Regions from separate parts of the Mus musculus genome. Here region 2 is linked to region 1. Evidence: chromatin loops called from intact Hi-C (ENCODE). Cell type or tissue: left cerebral cortex. All regions are shown on one strand. Each heading gives the region's core, and the rest is flanking DNA. Links, peaks and the distances in the headings are about the cores only. Region 1 has its middle 68 kb from the start of C330024D21Rik. Region 2 overlaps Atp8a1 (ATPase, aminophospholipid transporter (APLT), class I, type 8A, member 1).

The links. Hi-C counts contacts between places; a loop is a spot of excess contacts. Peaks named below come from ENCODE experiments on the same cell type or tissue, not always from the same donor. Only the 100,000 strongest peaks of a DNase experiment are listed, where the experiment ranks them.
Region 2: it touches region 1 in a loop (2.6-fold over the local background); 2 of 42 quality-filtered maps call a loop at or near these places.

What each region holds. Positions count from the first base shown.
Region 1 is chr5:67,530,100-67,534,497 of GRCm38, reverse strand. No RefSeq gene overlaps it. Among named protein-coding and RNA genes, the nearest start is that of C330024D21Rik, 68 kb to the right of the region's middle. In left cerebral cortex, for the core only: CTCF peaks have their summits at 239, 1,961 (motif pointing left) and 3,291 (motif pointing right); DNase peaks (open chromatin) are centred at 1,484, 1,949 and 3,294; H3K4me3 peaks cover 490 bases.
Region 2 is chr5:67,660,989-67,665,386 of GRCm38, reverse strand. All of the region lies in intron 27 of Atp8a1 (ATPase, aminophospholipid transporter (APLT), class I, type 8A, member 1), which reads left to right. Among named protein-coding and RNA genes, the nearest start is that of Gm15478, 23 kb to the right of the region's middle. In left cerebral cortex, for the core only: no CTCF peak of the experiment used is centred there; a DNase peak (open chromatin) is centred at 2,470.

The sequences.
Region 1 (4,398 bases), core at 157-4,156:
ACCTAAACTGAGGGTCAACAACTAATCATTTTCATTCATACAATACAACGACGTTACTGGGCAGAGCCAGACCGTGGCCGATGGTGATTCCACAAAGTAAGTAGAAGTCACAGGCAACATCAGAATCACCGTGAGAGAAGGCTACTGGACATTGCCCAGAAAGCAGAAGGACCTGGAGAGAAAAGAAACAGCTGCAGAAAGAGAAACAAAACCCCCCAAAGAACCAATTTCCTAGGGAGTCAGACTGCTGAGTAGCTCCGCCTGCAGGTCTCTGCAGTCATTGCTTCTCTTCGTAACTGATTTTCAGATTACTATATATTCTCCTTTACCAGTGATTGAGATGTTGAGAAAAGATGATAGGTAGATGATAGATAGATAGATAGATAGATAGATAGATAGATAGATAGATAGATAGATGATAGATAGATAGATAGATAGATAGATAGATAGATAGATAGATAGATCTATCATTCAATCACTTTGCCTACACAGGAGACCTCTAGAAAAATAAAGTCATTCTAGATAGATAGATAGATAGATAGATAGATAGATAGATAGATAGATAGATAGATAGATGATAGATAGACAGACGGACAGAGGTCAAGGCCCTTTGCTTTACCAAAATCGTCGGAGCCTCTCGGAAGCATCCTTTGTAAGCTCTAGGTGTAGAACTCAAACCAAGTAAACTGCTCTTTGAAATCCCAATAAAGCTCACTGCGTTCTCTTGCAGTAAACACCCAACCCACCTTATTATAAATGGCTTCCAAAATGATACTAAGGTCCACCACCGACAGTATGAAGCTGAACTTTTTGCTTACACGTGAGGCAGGGCGCCACCATATAAAGACTCAGTATGCTTCAGGAGCAGGTCAGGAATGAATACGAATACAACGTATACTGATCGCATCCATCTCTACTCTTCCCACGCCAACTTCTCCCGTACCCTCCTCTCTCTCTCCGGCTTCTTCCATACCCCACCCCACCCCCAGCTCTCTTCAAACTTTGTAGCTGAGGTACGTTTTAAAAGGATCACTCTGATTATTGGAAAGTGATTGGGCAGGGCCATGACTTAGAGGCAGAGGACAAAGTTACACCACTCCCGATGCTGAAATCTATTCACTTTTGCATTCTTCTCGATCCAGCAAATGCAAATTCATGGTTCCAGAACCTAAGGCCTGAACACCTCTCAACTCACCCAGACCCCATATTCTTTACAAACCACCCTTGCAGGCCAACAGACATATCCCTCTCTCTGACCTCAGGCCGGGAGTTGGGGGTTGAGCCCGGCACCGTGTCAACTGGGGAGACCCAGAAGCAGAGCAGATCTTGGGAAACAAAATGCTAATCCACCCAGCCACCCAAGCTGTGACTGACTCCCCTGTACACTGAGCTGATCCAAGTAAAACACAGGCCTTTCAAAACAGCAAGGAATGCTCGCCTGGAGTGTGCGCTAACGAGTCCAAAGCCAATTATGTCTCATCTGATCTAACCAAAGCTGATTTCCTCCGGTGGCCCAGCGAGAGGTCAAATGGCCATTCCTGAGGGTTTCCACGGAGCTAAGCCAGAACACGGAGTTCCTGGAGTGTCCCTCGGGCCCACAGACCAACTGCGGAAGAGCTAAGCAGTCGAAGTTTTTAATTTCCCTCCCTCTCTTGATAATTATAAATACAACACTGCAAATTCCCTAAGAGGTAAGTGAGGGTTCACTGCTCACTCGCAAAGGAAACGAAAGGAAATCTTCCATATTTCTCTTTACCACATGTGCCAGATTTTCATTGAAGCCAATCCGGAAGTGGGGGGACAAAACAACAACAAATAGATATTATTTGCTAGCGGGGGGGGGGGGGGAGCATGCGTCCACATTCATGCTGCTCTGTCGGCTGAGGTTTGCACCTCTGCAGTCTCCACTTGTTCCGGAGAACTGCAGGGTATCATGCAGTCTGAGGCCGCCCTCTAGCGGAAGTTTGCCTGTATTGCGCCTGCGTACAGATGAGCTGGGCTTCTCAGAATACCTGGCAAAGCTTTGAATCATTTCCAGTTCCCTTTTATTGCATGTGGCTTATAATTCAGATCGAAAGCCAGATATGCTGCTAAAACGAAGATAATGTCAGGCTGAGGATTAGTGAGCATTAGCCGTTGAGAAAATGCTTGGAAGTTGGCCAGGAAAAGGCCTCTGGTCCATAATGGTAAGATGGGTAAGATTTTTTTTTTTTCTGGGAAGATGAATATATGGCCTCATTACCCTTACCCTGAAGTTGTCTGACCACAGCCAAAGGTCAGTCTATTCTTCTCAGGGCTACAGCAATTTAGACCCCTCTCCCCATCCTCAGGGGTCCGAAGAAGGAGGAGGAGGAGGAGGAGGAGGAGGAGGAGGAGGAGGAGGAGGAGACTGGTGGTTTTCCTGCATGCATGAGGGTGTCAGATGCCCTGGAGCAGGAGTTACAGACAATTGTGAACTGCCATGTGGGCGCCGGGAATTGAGCCTGGGTCAGTGCTCCTAACCACTGAGCCATCTCTTCAGCCCAAGTCCTGTGTTTTAAGTAAAGGGTGAGAAAAAAATATATATATGTTTTTTTTACATCATTCGTTTGTACAATGAGGGGCAGTCTGGAAAATCCGGATATAAGTGTCCTTTGTGCCGAGAGTACTGCTCAGGGCTATACTGCTTGCCTCTCTCGTACCTAGTTCAGACGTCCATCATCAGCACCACAAATAATTACGATTTGAATTTGTGTTTGGTGCTGAATGTGGTGCTGAAGAGTTGGTGTCAATTTCACCCAAAACGGAAGACAGATCCGTATGACAGATACGATTGTCTGTGCTTGCCTGGCATGAGGAAGGCACAACACCACCAAAAAGGAAAATAATAATGAAAGGAGTAAATGAGTTCTAGTGTTCAGTGGTTTAGTGTGTGGTAAACCTTTATCTGAACGCCACCACATCTTCACTTAAAAATATTTTTACTTAACAGTGCCTTTTTAAAACATACTGAAATATTTAAAGGGAAGGTTCTTAGTGATCTGCCTTAAAACAGTACAGATAAAAAGCTCATTAAGTTGAATGGAAATGAGGGGAAAGCATAACAATCAAATCAAATGGGTCTGAACGGTGGACTTTTTAAAATTATACGCGGAATCTAGATCTGACAATGCTGCATATTCCTGGCAGAGTGAGCACCGCTGGGGTCCAGGCAGGAGCCATGTTCAATGCAATTTGGCAGAAGAGATCTGCATCCACAAACACACAAACTTTATTTCCTGTAATTTAATCCCTGTAGTGAGTCCCCTGTTCCACCAGGGGGCGAAAACATGTCCTCAGTTCTGCAAGGCTAGATGGGGCCAGGAGTGGCAGGCTGTGGTGTTGGACTTTACCTCTGAGCTGGGAGTGGCCATTAAGAACTCACGTTTACATCAATCTTCAACTGTGTTATCTACTTAGTCCCAGTGGGACGCCCTTTCCATCCCCTGGCGACTGACTCCTTCATTTCGCGCTCCCCTGCGGCCAAATGTGCTGCTCTGAGATGCTGTAATTCTGCCCAGAGTCACTAGGCTCTGCTCCACTGAGACTTCTTTAAAGTGCTGGTAACAAGTCTTTCCTGACACCGTGAATCTGTGTGATGACCCGGAAGTCAAGTGGTGCACGAATTCATGGACATGGCAGGAACCCCAGGACGTGTGGACAGAGAAAGATGCCGGCGGCACTGTTGCAAAACTAGTTCGACTCTACATCTAGATGTAGGATAGATATATGCTAAAGAATACACCTATTGATTAAGACTGTGAAGAAAGTTAAACTTTAAATTTGAGTGGGCACCTTCTCTTTCCCTTGCTCAGTCTGTTAAGTGCTTCAGGATAGCAGGAGAAATAGAGCTTAGAGCTACAGGGCCACTGTTCCCCCGGAAAGGGGAAACACGCGGGAATGGGGGACAGGGGAGATGACATTGTCTCAAGAACCTCATACCTCCCAAAAGAGACTTGAGAAATAGACAGGGAGAGAGAAAGAAACAAAATTTGGGGACCTGATGGGTTATCCGGGGCAGTCTCACTACACACCAATCATTGCTCTTCTCTGAAAGAGGGCCATGGAGAGCCTGCTTGGCCAGATTCATTCATTCAAATAACTCAAAGGCGACTTTAGGAGGGTGGCCTCTATGCAAAGGCTTTAAACAACACTCCTGCCATCTGCTGGGCAGAGTCCTAAGATGCAACGTCCAACCCACCTTCATTGCCTTGTTCATCCCACCAAACTTGCCTCGTTTTAAAATGATACTTCGTCTTTGACTTCATACATCTTCAGCAACACTGTCTCATCCAGCCAATTAGGAGCTAATTACAGGATCCCCCAAAGCTGCTGTTTCTTGATGTCAGGAAACCCATTTGTTTTCCTCCGATGCATCTA
Region 2 (4,398 bases), core at 300-4,299, 130 kb before region 1:
GGATAGGTCCTGAGAGAAAGACACTGAGATTGACCTCTGCCCTCCATACACATGCATATACATACATACACATGCATGCACATACACGTGAGCCCCTGCTCACAAACAAACACACGTGTGTACTCAGAGGATAAAAGCTTGCCCTGTAGATATTTGAGCATCAGATAACCAGCCTCAGCCCAACAACTACAAAGTAAGCCAATCACGGTCTGTTACCCCGGGAACTGGCCAGAAGGACACATTGGAATCCATGTCTGTAACTTTAAATTTCCTAGGTACTACATTAGCAAGATGCCACAACAAAAACCCAGATCGATTTCAATATCATATTTTAACTCAACATATTAACAATATTACCATATTCACCATATAAAAAATATTATGTTTTTGTAGTTGTGTATACATTCTACATTCTTTCCTCCATGCCCAGTGTTTGAAATCAGGTATTTTGCCTTCAACACATCTCAGTTTTGAACTAAGATATATCAAGTTCTCTAATGCGCTGTGGCCTGCTGAACACGGTGGCAGCACAGTGTTGGTGGATAAGTGAACAAGAAAGGGTTGTCCGCTTACTTATTTGTTATTTGTCGACATTCGTTATCGTGTGTAAGTAGACATGTACAAACTTCAGAGGAAAAGTCAGGGGCCCACTTGCAGAAGTCTATTCTTTCCAGGTCTACAATGGGTTCCAGGGATGGAACTCGGGTCTTCAGACTTGTCAGCAAGAACCTTCACCTCCTGAGCCATCTCAAGGGCTCTTTTTGTCAAGTCTTTGAATAGCTCCAGGGACTTGGACCTGACTGGAGGTGACAAGGAAATGAAGAAAAGGCAAATACATAGAAGGCTGGAGCTGGGTAGTCTGGACTCTCTGCTGGAGAAACCATAGCTCAGTGTGCTTTCTATACAGAGATGAGCATTGAGGCAAGGTGACTGCATATAGCTAAAAAAGGAGACAGGGGTATTCCATATAGATAAACAGGGAGGCAGAGTTTATGGTGTGCTGCTGGATAAAGGGACAGATATAGCTACTCTCTGTTGGGTGGTCTCTATAGGGGAACAATATTCAGACTGTAAATATATGGGCAGAGAAAGCTACGGTGGACATTTTCAGACTACATTGTCAACTCTCAGCACTTGGTGCCCTGAGTGAGGCTTTGACATTTTCTCCCAGGATACAGAGTAGTGATATGAACACACCCATTCCACCAGCAGCACATATGCACTCAGTATTGTACAGGTCAGGGCTTCCTCTGTTCCCTATACAGTCTTATATTGTTTAATGCCTGGCTCATGCCTGGGTTATCGGAAACTGTATCATAATAATGAGCCTCCTCTAGATATTATTGGTTTCACATTCCTCTGAATATCTCTGAGAGATGCGCATAATTTGTTATGAGAACTATCTTCAACCCTGTCTAGGACCCACATCCTCACAAATTTGCTGAGAGCTCCCTTACTGTGTGACTGTCTTTGCCACTTCCCTCTCTATTCTGAGGACTTTCCTATGCATCAATCAGGACATGGCCTACCCACTTCTTTATGAATCCACATATCACACCACGGGTATTTGACTCCACATCTGCAGTTGGAAACTGCTAGGCATCTGGCTCAGTTGCCTCTGTCAGAGTTCTAATTATGAGTTAGATTAGGATGTTAAAACTTAAATTTGAGGTATATGTGTCTTTACGAGTCACTCGGCATCTATAGTTAGGTTACCATGCAAACTTGTGCTTCTTCCCTGTAAGAATTACTTTTATTGCCATCCCCTCTATATATCTAACTTTCCTAGTTTTATGTTCTCACTTCAATTATTGAGAGTGTGATACTCTATTTACATAAACTTTTAAACAAAGATGCATATGAAGTATAATTTTCATGAAATAAGTTCATACTTTAAGTATAGACTAATTGACAGTTTTTTAACATCTAGATTGACAACAGTATACTGAAAACTTATCTACTAATGAAGAACATAAAAATGTTTTGCTTATGTGAAAATGAAGTCTAAACATTCTGTTTCTAACCCAGAACTGTGTGGTTTGTAGTTACCTTGCCCTAAATTTGACTCAGCTTTGAATTTAAAGCCTCTTCATGAGCTATTTAACACCGATCACATTCTTAATGGGTTAAAAAGGAAGTGAGAGAGAAACTTTACTGGAAACCTCATATTTATTTTTCTGTTAGCACTTTTTGGAAATGTATTTTGAATATAATTCAACTGTCTTGGAAATGGACTGGACTTTTAAATCAAATCCGCCCGCCCACCCCCACCCCCCACTACCCAACTTCTGCCAGCTAAAACAAGTTCTGCAGATGTTAATGGTTCATGTCAATACTGAGAATGAATAGGCAGAAAACACACCATTGACTGTCTCCAGCGAGGACAACTTGCCAGTCTCGAATCTCTCCTTTTCTGTTTTTGTGCTGATCAGGCGTGGGAGCCAGGACCGCATTGACTCTTTGCAAGCTGCTGCTTTTAATATGCAGAAGTGCTCCATCAGGAAAATGTCTGTAAGGCTTTAGCTGAACCGCCTATGCAGGGACATGGGGGCTGAGGGGAGGAGGGGTTGGAAAAGAATTCGTAAAAAGCAGTCTTAAACCCAAAGGGTGCAATAGATTGTCAGGGAAAAAATGCTTTTCTGTCATGGTATTGCTAGCCCCTTCACTGCTGTGAATTGCAGCCAGCCACACACACAGGTTCAACAGGTGGTGATAGCAAAGGTCCTTGGGGTGGCTTCCTGGCAGTGGCTGTAGGTGTTCACTTAAATTGTTAGCTCCTTCTAAATCCTCTGATTCCTTTCTAACAGAGAAGAGCCTTTCCTTAAGATGATTGGTAGCATCTACATTGTCTTAGACCCTAAAACAATGTAGCGGTTCCCCTTTCCAGAAAGTCATTAAAGTCAATAAGGTGGTACTTTCCCAGGAAGCTATGCTGGGAAGTCAACTCCCTGGGCAGTTTAATAATCTGGGCACCGCCCCCAGAAGGCCTGGTGCTTGCTTTCTTCATCAGTGACTTTGGTGGAGAGAAGAGAGGGAATCTATGTGCTTATGCTAATTCAGGGTCTGTCTTACTTAGGGATGTGTTTCTAAGATACGGCTCAGGATGCAAATCTCAGACTAACCTGAACTTAGTAGACTACTTCCTAGCAACGATTTTATCTTTTCTCTGCTTCTCAAAACAAAACAAGTCTAGAAAGAAAATGTGAATACCAAAATATGTACATGAAGATGTTCTGTATATGTTCTCTTTCTTCATGTAGGCCTTCCAGTCCATTGTCTTTAAAAAGAAAAAAAAAGAAAAAAAAGCAACAAGATGAACGTTTTGAAATTCAAAGGACATATTTCTAAGCACCATGTCACATACCTTTCAGTCAGACAGTAAGGTGGTAAAAGCGTGTTAATGCCCATGTCAAAGCTGTCTGTTATAACACAGTCCACTTACATATTTTAAAGTACTCTTTGAATACAAACTTGCTGGCTTATCAGAGAGTTATTTTGTGTTTGAGACTTTCCATCTATGCTCATTGCCTCAAAGGAGAGTCCCTAAAGTCTAATCTTGTTCTTAAATTAACAAGAGAATGTTTCACCCAAACAAGCTAAAGGGCCACTCACCTCTGTAATTATTGACCATACACAATTTATTAACACAAACTTATACAGCACCGATGCTTTGACAATGCATTTACAATGAATTACTCCCTGTGAGCCAAAGTGTGTCCATTAGACTAATGTGTAGACATTCACTCTTCCATATGCTCTGCCGTTCCCTTCTGCTATAACAATAAAGCAGGCCAGTACAGAAACTGTTCGGGGAAGCTAGCCTGGGTTCATACTGATGAATGGCAAATTTGTAGGGGTTCATGTTTCAGTAATGAGGTTAAAGGAGACATGAAGTGTTGCAAAGTACCTGTGTCTCTGAAGTACTCTCTGGAGCCATGAGACAAGAACTTCTTCCCTCATGTCTGCCGGTACTGTGTGCTGTGTTCTTCCCTCATGTCTGCTGGTACTGTGTGCTATGTTCTTCCCTCATGTCTGCTGGTACTGTGTGCTGTGTTCTTCCCTCAAGTCTGCTGGTACTCTGTGCTATGTATGTATAATCTTCTTGCTAGGCAAGGCTGTACTTTACTAAGTCCACTTGAATTTTAATTATATTTAAGTTGGCTTTTTAAAATGCATTCTTTTTTAAGGTATTGTCAGCAATCATTTTAATTTTATATGTTTCAAATATTTTGAATAAAATTACTCCTAAATTTTGTTTTCTAAGTTAAGATTTCTCTTTCAAAGAGAATTACAAACATATGAAAACATTATGTTCTACTAATTAAAGATTTGATTTTTATACAAGCATAAAAAATTAAGTTCAGCACACAAGCATCTGTAACCATACCTCCAGGAGTT